4 separate regions of the Mus musculus genome follow, and all the other regions are linked to region 3. Evidence: chromatin loops called from intact Hi-C (ENCODE). Cell type or tissue: left cerebral cortex. All regions are shown on one strand. Region 1 overlaps A930038B10Rik (a long non-coding RNA gene). Region 2 holds the start of Shld2 (shieldin complex subunit 2). Region 3 has its middle 1.6 kb from the start of Gm41131. Region 4 overlaps Shld2 (shieldin complex subunit 2).

What was found. Hi-C counts contacts between places; a loop is a spot of excess contacts. Peaks named below come from ENCODE experiments on the same cell type or tissue, not always from the same donor. Only the 100,000 strongest peaks of a DNase experiment are listed, where the experiment ranks them.
Region 1: a loop joins it to region 3, with 2.5 times the contacts of the local background. A loop is called at or near these places in 2 of 42 quality-filtered maps.
Region 2: a loop joins it to region 3, with 8 times the contacts of the local background. A loop is called at or near these places in 10 of 42 quality-filtered maps.
Region 4: it touches region 3 in a loop (12-fold over the local background); 18 of 42 quality-filtered maps call a loop at or near these places.

Annotation. Positions count from the first base shown.
Region 1 is chr14:34,767,678-34,770,177 of GRCm38, reverse strand. It overlaps A930038B10Rik (a long non-coding RNA gene), which reads right to left. Exons shown (of 5, transcript XR_001781218.2): 4 at 1,468-1,682; 5 at 77-890. Among named protein-coding and RNA genes, the nearest start is that of Gm52101, 3.9 kb to the right of the region's middle. In left cerebral cortex, a CTCF peak has its summit at 1,033 (motif pointing right); DNase peaks (open chromatin) are centred at 331, 1,028 and 1,613; H3K4me3 peaks cover 1,739 bases; H3K27ac peaks cover 230 bases.
Region 2 is chr14:34,309,320-34,311,819 of GRCm38, reverse strand. It overlaps Shld2 (shieldin complex subunit 2), which reads left to right and starts at 1,303. Exons shown (of 10, transcript NM_001360074.1): 1 at 1,303-1,653. Glud1 (glutamate dehydrogenase 1) reads right to left here and starts at 1,093. Exons shown (of 13, transcript NM_008133.4): 1 at 478-1,093. The coding sequence starts at 922. In left cerebral cortex, a CTCF peak has its summit at 1,119 (motif pointing right); DNase peaks (open chromatin) are centred at 349 and 1,171; H3K4me3 peaks cover 2,040 bases; H3K27ac peaks cover 1,711 bases.
Region 3 is chr14:34,362,314-34,364,813 of GRCm38, reverse strand. No RefSeq gene overlaps it. Among named protein-coding and RNA genes, the nearest start is that of Gm41131, 1.6 kb to the left of the region's middle. In left cerebral cortex, CTCF peaks have their summits at 856 and 1,529 (motif pointing right); DNase peaks (open chromatin) are centred at 869 and 1,563; H3K4me3 peaks cover 1,216 bases; H3K27ac peaks cover 998 bases.
Region 4 is chr14:34,272,091-34,274,590 of GRCm38, reverse strand. The region is part of intron 2 of Shld2 (shieldin complex subunit 2); the gene reads left to right. Among named protein-coding and RNA genes, the nearest start is that of Shld2, 37 kb to the left of the region's middle. In left cerebral cortex, a CTCF peak has its summit at 1,184 (motif pointing left); no DNase peak of the experiment used is centred here.

The sequences.
Region 1 (2,500 bases), 410 kb before region 3:
TTCGGTACGTTTTATACATGTGGTTTTCGGTATATTGGAGATTTAAATTTATTTTAAAATTAAAAAAAAAAAATACAGGACGAGGGGGATGTGTGCGCGTGCGCACCACAGCGCATGTGAAGATCAGAGCATAACTTCCGTGTTGCTTCTCTCCTTCCACAGAAAACTCAGGTGGTCAGGCTTGGTGGCAAGCGCCTACACCCGGCGAGCCGTCTCGCAGACACTTACACTGGGGACATTGACTTCAAGCTAAGCATTTCCAACTCCTAGAACCAAAGCAGGCTGAAGCGAGATGACCCAGGGGCCAGTCACCCAGGAGAAGGCTGCCTCCGGCTTCTGGCTGGCCGACTGCGCATGTCCTCCCAGCACAGTGCCCGCTACAGTCGAGAAAGCCTCGGCCAAGCCCGCACCCGACAGGCTCGGGGCTACAAGGCTTGTGGGGTTTAACCTGGGTCGACCTCCAGGAAAATCAAGATCAGAGCGGAGACGTGCTGAGAGGTAGGGACAGTCTGGAGTCTTAGGAGGTGGGACTTGGGCGGATGCACTCCTCTGGGCGCTCACGGTGCGTGGTGGATACTCTGACCCGCTCCTCTTGGCTGACCACGCACGAGGGCAGTCATCCTGGGGAAACTGAGGCCGCCAAAGTCATAGGGCTCATCCGAACATCCTGCCCCAACCCGGCGCGGCATCCAAGCACCTGCTCCATCTGGGGACACCCGGAGGTCTAGGCCGCCACACATAGCCCAGGGGGAGCGGTGATAAAGATGCGGAACTCGTCGCGCGAACGCAGAGGGGAGGGAGGAGGCGTTGAGAGTCTTGCGCCATGTGAGCTGGATCCGCGTGGGTCCCGTCAACCCAGCCGCTGTTGACGACGCCCAGGACCCGGAGTCCTGTGGACACAGCATTCGGGTGACCTCGGAGCCTCAAGAGATCTGCAGCTCGCCTGCTCCAACGCCCCTTCCCCAATATCCCTTCCTTAGAACCTCGGTCCCCTCCTGCATCCTTCTGTTCTATGATACCTTCCAGAGCCTCAAGAGGGCGCTGTGGGCGCGCTGCTGGAGGCCGCGCCTCCTGCCTCCAACTTAAGGTCCGAGCTGGAACTAGCTTTTGACACGAGCTCTTGAATACGTGTGTGGGACAGGCAAGGTGACATAACCCTGAAGCCTCAATCGCAGGAGAGAAATAAAGGCTTTTTTCCTTGTTTACTCTTTCTTACCTTGAATATCGTGATCATATCTTCACAATGAAAATAATATTTTGAATGAAAAAGTATTCCAAAATAAGCAGACATAAATCATATGGTAGGAGTAGCATGAAACAAGAAACATTTTGTAAGAGCAGAAGTGTTGGGGTACACAACCCTAACACTCAGGAGGCTAAGTTCGGTACCCTGTCACAAAATCAAACCAAAAGTTGATCAAACTTCCTTTCTGTGATCATAAGGCAAAAGACACTAAGGAAGTGTACCAGAGATGGCAGTCGAAGGTACCCATCACTATCATGGGACACAGTCTCGTCAATACGACAGGGTCAATGCGCTGGTGCACTCTCAGAAGCTGGAAAGAACCCCGGTGAATAAAAACTTGCACCAGATTGGGTCTGGTCACTGCCCATCACAGGTCGGTGGGCGGGGCTCATGAAGCCTTCGGCCTCTCTGAGGAGTTCTAGGCAGTTAAGGGTTCCTGGAGGGAGGGAGACATGTAGTGAAACCACTAGTAAGGTACCCATGCCCCCGCCCACGTTCATGTAAACAAAATTAAACTGACTGAGTAAACAAAAACAGGAGGAAGTCCTGAAAGCAGAAGGGGAGCTGGTTGGGAAGAGGAGGAGAACCAGGGACGAGAGGGGACATGAGAGGGTCCTGAGGATGAATAAGACCAAAATTCACTGCGCACACGTATGAAAAAAAAATCAGAAATGTTGTAAGGCTGGGGAGGGTAGAATACTTAACACGTGCAAGGTCCTGGGCTCATCCCAACACCAGCAAGAGAAAGTGAATTGTATGTATGTATGTATGTATGTATGTATGTATGTATGTATGTATATCAGCACGCAAACTGAAAGAGGTAGGAAAAGGATCCTGGAGGGGAACAACTGAGAAGTGTAAGCACCTGTCAGAGTATACAGCCTTTCCAGCCAGAGCATCTTCACTCGTGGGCAAACATGTTGTGGGAGTTTGAATGAAAACGGCCCCCATTGAGGGCTAAAGAGATGGCTCGATGTTTAAGAGCACTGGCTGCTTTTTCAGAGGACCAGGGTTTAATTGCCAGCACCTACATGGCAGCTCACAACTATCTGTAACTCCCAATCTGATACCCTCACACAGACAGGAGTGCATGCAAAACTGCCTATGCGTATGAAATAAAAATTAATTATTTTTTAAGAAAAGATTAGGATGTATGCCTCTGCCTCCCAAGTGCTGGGACTAAAGGCGTGTGCCACCACCGCCTGGCTAGTTGTGACATTATTGATGGAAGAGTGTCAGTGGGGGTGAACTTGG
Region 2 (2,500 bases), 53 kb after region 3:
ATATTTTACATTTTCCAAGGGGAGAAAAGAGGCACAACACAAAAAGCCATCAGTGTAAAATTATAATAATTTAGAAGATTAGTAAGCTGCGCTGGTTAATCAAACTTTCAAGATTCCAACTCCAAAAAGAAGATAATTTTTCTCTGTTCTTGTATCGTCGGCTGCTGGCGTTAAGGGTTCACGGTCTATGACATGACAGGCACCGAGGCTAAAGAAAAGCTGTACAGTGTCCTCAGTGAAGTCAGCATCAACACAAGCAGAGGCTTGGGGTGAAGACTTGCCCAGTAAAAAGGCTGGCATATTACGTGGTAGTTTTAGGGCGGAAAAAAAAAATCAGTATCCTCTAAGGCTGCCACACCCGAGGCGGGGGAGCCCGAAGCGGGGCACGGCCTGCAGAACTGGGCTGGGCCGAGTAGCGGCCCGGGCTACGGGAGTCTGGAGGGGAGGGAGGACAGAAAGGGGCCGGAGGGCGCTCACCTCCCTTGCAGGGCGTGCGGTGCTGGCTGTGCTGGGCCCGGTAGCCTTCGATGACCTCCCAGGAGCCGTCGTCGCGCCGGATGGGGAAGGAGAGGCTCAACACATGGTTGCAGGGCTTGATGATCCTCAGGATGCCGCGCACCCGGTTCCGCTTCTGCTCCTCGCTCTCCCGGGTCTTCAGGTCTTCCACCAGCTTGTCCTCTACGATGCTGGCGCCGCGGTCGAAGAAGCCCTCCACCATCTTGAAGAAGTTGGGGTCGTCTTCGCGGTCGGCGGCCGCTTCGCTGTAGTGGCGCCGGGCGACCGGCGTGAGCCCGGGTTGCGGGGCGGCGGAGGGCTGTCCGCGGGCCCAGCCCAGCAGCGCGGCTGAGTCTGCAGCCGCAGAGCCCAGGGCAGCGGGCCCGGCGCGGGACAGCAGCAGCGCTTCGCCCAGACGGCGGTACATGGCGGCGGCGGCGGGCTGAGGCGAGTGCGGCGGGAGCTGTAAAGACCGGAGCTCGCAGGCCTGGACCGCGGGGAGGAAGGGCTGGGCGCGAGCTGCCCTTTTAAGCCGCGGCTTCCTGCTTGTCTGGCTGTCCCCTCCCCTGCGCCGCTTGTCGCCCCACCGGGAGGACGGACTTCGGCGGCCGCGCGCCGCCCAGGGCGCTGGGCCTCGCCTCCGCCGCGGCCTTGCCCGGCCTCCAGGCGGCGGCGCGTGCGGCTGCGGCGGCGGGGGGCGCGCCTTTGCAGATGGGCTTGGTGCGCATGCTCGCGGGCGGGGGCGGGGCTAGCGTGGACGCGCGCGGGCTGCGGCCCGGAGGCCTGGGCTCCTGAGAGCGGTCGGACGCGGCCGCGGCCCGGAAGGTCGGTCCCGTGTGCACGCGCGGCGGCCTGGGAGGTGGAAGCGGACTGCAGGGAGGCCTCGCTGGCTGGCCAGCAGCCCCGGCCGCATGAGTCACCAGGCCCCTCCTTTCCGCCTTGGGCCGGAACGGTGTGCGGATCCGCTGCGCGGCCGGCCGGAGAGTGACGCCGCGCCGAAGCCGAAGAGGCGCGGGGCAAATCCCGACTCATCCCGAATCCGACTGTTGAGGAACCGGGAAAGCAAGAAGCCTCAGGACAGGAGGGAGGCCCTGACCCCACAGGCCTTTACTTTGCACAAGGTTTTAATTTGTTGTAGGCAACTTCAGCGATTTTGAGGTAAAACAGTTATGCAAAGCATTGTTGACTCTTTCGCGTGCCACTTTATTTTACCTTTTTTTTTTTTTGAAAAGTCAGGGCCCCTGTAGCCCAGGCTTGCCCAGAACTCATGGGAACTTGCCTGCTTCTGCTCCCCCAGCCCACTCCCCTGAGTGCTAGGATTACAGGCTTGAGTCAGCACACCCGCACATAGTTGTAACTCCACCATTGACTGAGTGTGTGCCCCTCTTTTGGAATCACGTCCTAAAGTAAACTAGAAATATAATGTCTCAGTATATATATTTAATTTCTGCGACTCACTTTATGGATCAGGCTGGCCTTGTCTGAGTGCCTGAGTGCTTAGATTAAAGGAATGTGACATCCTGTGTGTGTGTGTGTGTGTATATACACACACACATATATATACACACATATATATACATATATATATACATACACATATTATTTAAATGGTCTAGGATCTGATTACTAAGTTATAATTTTCACAATGGTAGCCAGGCTTGAGTGCTACACTCTGGGAACCCCAGAACCTGAGAGGTGGGGGCAGGAGGATAGAGTTTGATTCCAGCCTGGGCAACATGAGATACTCATTTTTCTCAAACAAAGCTACAAGAAAATCCAGTTGAACACACACACACACACACACTAACATCCTTTAAGTCAAGCTACCTATCACGTGCCACATTACTAGTAAAATCACCCCAGAGTGCCTTGGCGATTTTGTAAACCCTTGGACTTTGTGACACTATTCATCTCTTACATGACTTTATTCATCTACTAAGCATGAAAGAGAAATTCTTAGTTCTTAAAATGTTTTGTACACGTGAAGTGACAACCTAGACCAGTT
Region 3 (2,500 bases):
TTCTTTGAATGAACACTCTTTGAACCTAGGAAGGGGGTGGGTGGAGGAATGTCGCTATCTGTTTTATGATTAGCATACCTTGGAGCAATGAGGCACAGAGGTCATATTCCCAAGCCTGGGCCTAAAGGCCTAGAATTTTGTTTTTAGGTTATACTTTCAACTTCAAGTCAATGCCCTAGGGCTAAGGACACTATCTTTTTGTTCCAAGAGGAGAAAAGGATGGCCCTATCCCAGAGGGCTGTACAGAAAAGTCTAGTGGTATTGGGGGTGGAGGGTGAAGAGGAGGGGGGTGCACACTCCTCACAGTCTCTGGTTCAATGTGAGATTTTTGGGGGAGCAGACTCTAATGAGATTTAACCCTGCACAGCTATGGGTCCCTAGGGCATTGCCCCCGTACTATGTCTTGCTTCCTTTCCCAGGCGTGGATAAGTGCTGCCAGGGACCCAAGGACCAGACTGCTAGCCAGGATCTGACAAAACTTTGCCCATCTTCAGCCATCAGCAGTGAGGAGACTGGGCACTTCTCTCCAGTCTGGGAACGGCTGAGCTTGGCCCGGAGCTCTGTTCAGCTGCTGTCTCCTTGATGTGCCTTTAATTAAAGCTACTATTATCCTTTTGGGTTCACTTCAGTGATTCCACCAAGCAGGGCCCAGCTCTTTGGCGCCGTTAGGGGCGGGTTTCCCATCCTCTCCGCCGCCTACTGCTCATTAGCTCCCCAATTCAAAGCTTCCCTTCTCCCGGAAGCAGACTGCACCTACAATGGGAATAACCTGCTCCCCGATCCTCTGGGGACTCATCTCTGAAGCTGAAGGAGTGCTTCTGGAGGCTGGGGAGAGGGGAACCTGCGCCTGGGGGTGGAAGGGCCCTCAGGCGACAGGAGGCAGTGCAGGCTACAGAACCGCGGGAGCTGCGGACCCGGCCACACCCTGCGGTGACTCACCCGGAGCGCAGTCCCTCAAGGAAGAAGCCTGTGCGCGGGGAACCCTGTGCCAGTGGCCTTGGAGTGCAGCGTCTGTGAGGCAGTGTGCTTGTGCGACCTCCCTTAAGCTCCCCTTTCTTCTCAAGCCAACTATAAATTTCTGGTCCAGAACGAAGCTGGACATTTTCGTCCGACAAGTCCCAGATTGAGTAGGGATCCTGCAAAACCAGGTCCCACCCAGCACTCAGCACGTGTCCACGCACGGGACCTAAACCCGGGGCGCGCCCTGCTGCTGGGTGACTCACAGATGCCACAGGGTGAGGCTACGCCTAGGAAACCTTTCATCAGAGACACATCCGGGGAGACCTCCATCCGCCTCCCTTCCCATCTCCAGGCCTTTTTGAAATTATTGTTGCCGCCCGAGTAACACCATTCCCCAATTGGCACATAAAGGGTTTACCACTTCAGTTAAAAAAAAAAGAAAGAAAGAAAAGGGGGGGGACGGGACGACACGGGACACCATACCCTTCCCAGGTCCTCCAAGATTAAAAACAGCCTCCTTTGCAAACTGGCTCCAGGCTGGCCCTGAAGGTCTTCCTCAGCCTGCCAGTTGAGGGCAGTATCTCCACGAGCTCAAAAAGGCCTTTGCTCTGGGTTTTCTTCACCCTCCAGGCTGGCACCCAGACTTGGATCCATGGGGCTGACTGCCCCTCCCCCGCAAAGAATACCTCCTCAAGTGTGCAGGAGCCGATACCATTACCTCCAGCTCAAGGAGAAAGCTCTAAAGTGACGTTTCGGGCTGTCGGGGATTTCTGGTATCTCCAAAAGACCTCACCAGCAGGAACTAGTGCTGGGTCGGAAACAGGGGCCAAGAGCTGAACCTAAGATGTCGCACTGTCTTTCTGCTGTTTCTCCTTCTCCAGTGTGACTCAGGGATTCATCCCTGGCGGCCCACGTGGTTGCGTCTTACCTGTTCTGCTTTAGGCATGGATGTGGGGCCCAGTTCTTGCTAGGAGAGGACAGGTCAAGTCTGTGGGCTCAGAGGGCTTCTAGGAAAAGTTTTTGGTGACACGTTTCTGAATTAGGCTTTCTGTTCCAGTTGAAAGCTAAGTCTTCCCATGCTAGCTGCGCTCCAAAGCCGAGCACTAGCTAGCCACCTGCCCGCTGTCTCAGGCCTTCCCTTTCTGTCTCAGCTGACTAGCTTCCACTTCAGTCCCCTCTCGATGACCACCTGGTCAAGCTCTTCTTCAGGTGCCGTGGCCCAACACACTCAGCTTTGAGGCAGGATCTCAGTGCATAGATAGCCCAGACTGGCATTTAACTCTTTACCTTCCTAGGTTCCCACCTCCCCGGTACTGGGGTTACAGGCAAGTCCCTGACAGCTTCCCAACCTTGATTCCCTTTAGACTGCAAGCAGGCAAGAGCAGAATTTCCTACTTGCCAATCTCTCTTCCTTCCCTTGCCCCCTCTTAGCCCTCTCCTTTCTACTTTGCATGCCACTGCCCAAACCCAGCCACGCCTTTATTCTTGACTTAGATCTACAGCTGAAGATAGTAAAAGCTTCGGGTCCCTCCTTAGGCTG
Region 4 (2,500 bases), 90 kb after region 3:
TAGGTCTTAAGTTGAAGAAGGGTTACAAACTTGTAAGGCACAATTGAATATATAACGGTATGTGGGAATGAAATGAATAGGCTTGGATTCAGTTCTCTATAGTTGTGTGAAGTAACAAGACAGCCCAAGAAACAGCAGAATGGAAAAATAAAATCAGATCAGTGGAGGAGCTCATTGGGAAAGAGCAGTGTCCTGAAACTAAGGAACAGAGTGTCTCAGTGAGAGTACTATGAGTACCCATTTGGCAATTTGGACTTTGTTATTGTCTTAATAGAGATAGAAGTGAGTGTCAGATTTCAAGATACTGAGAAAATGCTAAGTGAGGACACAGAGCAGGGGAGTGTTTTACATTCTTTCTGTATATCTTGGAGATATGCGCGTGCATCTTACAGCCAGCATGGCCCTTAGGTAAGCCAACTAGGACTTTCTGGGTCCTGTATTGGGGAGTGGGGATGAATCTGGGCTCTACTTCCCTAAACATTATTCAGCAGTGTTCATCATATTTCTAAGAGCGTAGGAAAGATGCAGGTGCCAGGCAGGTCCTTGCTCATTGTGCTGCTTACACTTACACACCTCCTTTCTGCTGACACCTGCTTTGAATTCTGCAGCATTTCTCATCTCTCTTTGATGATCATCACTTTATCTTTCCCACTATACTGTAAACGCCTTCATTTCCCTTATTATTGTTGATTTTTCCATTGCTAGCATAATGCCTGACAAGTCATTTTGATTATTAAATAAATTAATACATATCTATTTTTTAAAACCCAAAATAATTTTATTTTGGTGATCTCACAGAATTAAAAATGTAGACTGTTTGAGGAAAGGGTTGATAAACAGTTACAAATGGCAATAAGGTGAGGACTGAAAATTGACGTTTGATGGATGTGTCTGTTGGAAGGTTCTCCATATTGAAGGCATTGTGGCAAAATTGTTGAAATAGGAGACAAATTTAAGTGGGCTGAAGGAAGGGGACAAAGAAGCAATGTAGAACTTTGTTTTTTCCTTTAACAGATTCTAGGCTAACGGGAAGAAACCATTAGAGAAGGATACCGCAAGGTCCAGGAGAGGAGAGTGGGTTACTTTTATGCCTTGATTTGCTATGTAAGTGTTCTCTTGCTCTCTTGATAGCATTTTGAAGGTTTTTGCAGTGCTATTTGGAGCCTCCTTGTGGTGAATCTAATAATGACATATAAATTTAAAAAAACTTAATTATTTTCATGAGGGTTAAATGAAGGTAGGCTTTGTGGTTGTGATAAGAATGCTTAGTTCTCTGGTTTCCAATGATTTATAATATGATACCTAAAATTGCTATAACTTTGTTTCTATAGTACTTTATTGCTATACATTTTAGCTATTTGAAAGTTGTAGTATATTTATTTTAAGCCCTAATACTTTTCTTAAACACATTTTAAAAAATTCATTTATATTTTTATTTGTATGTGTGTGAGTGTACGTGTATGTGTATGCACCAGAAGGTATGGGATTCCTAGGAGGATCCTATGGAGTTAGCACATGGTGAACCCGCTGATACCGGTGCAGGGAACCAAGCTTGGTTCCCCTAGAAGAGCACTATGCACTGTTAACCACTGAGCCGTCTCTCCAGGCCCTTAGCTGATAAATTTTAGTAGCTGCTATCACTGTACTCACCTTTCATAGTAAATATCAGCAATAGAATAATTGCTCTATATTCTGTTTGAAGACTGTGAAAAAAATGCCTGAATGACTGAGTAAAAAAGAACTGGCTTTATGAAAATAATACATATTAATCAGATATCATAAAAATTGAACATAGAAGTATTTAAAGCAATCCTATATAATCTAGGCCTTTTATGATCCCTTTGAGACAGAGTCTAGCTTTGTATTCCCAAGCTGGCCTCAAACTTATGAGCCTTGCTGCTTTTGATCTAAAATATTGGATTATAAATGTACGCTAGTATACCTAGGCAATCCTGATCCTTGATGCTTTGCTTTTCTGTATTTTAAATTTTAAATGCTTTTGAAGATTTTAACAAATATGCCTGTAATCATATCCAGCTCTTAAAAATGAAACTTCACCAATATAGTCGTTGCCTTATGAGTATCCTTACCACAGTCCCATTACTGCTTGCCAAGGTCAGCTTCAACCTTTGTTGTTTTACTTTGTGTGTTTATGTGTATGTGTATGAATGCACACATGTGCCTGAGTGTGTGTGTGTGTGTGTGTGTGTGTGTGTAAGTCAGAAGCCACTCTTCACATGCTGTTCTTAGGTAGCCATCCACCTTATTTTTTTTTTTTTTTTGGTTTTTCGAGACAGGGTTTCTCCGTGTAGCCCTGGCTGTCCTGGCACTCACTTTGTAGACCAGGATGGCCTCGAACTCAGAAATCCGCCTGCCTCTGCCTCCCAAGTGCTGGGATTAAAGGTGTGAGCCACCACGCCCGGCTTCCACCTTATTTTTTAAAAAGACATTTCTTGCATGCATGTGTGGATGGGGAGGGGGTGTCTTCGTGGCACCTGTG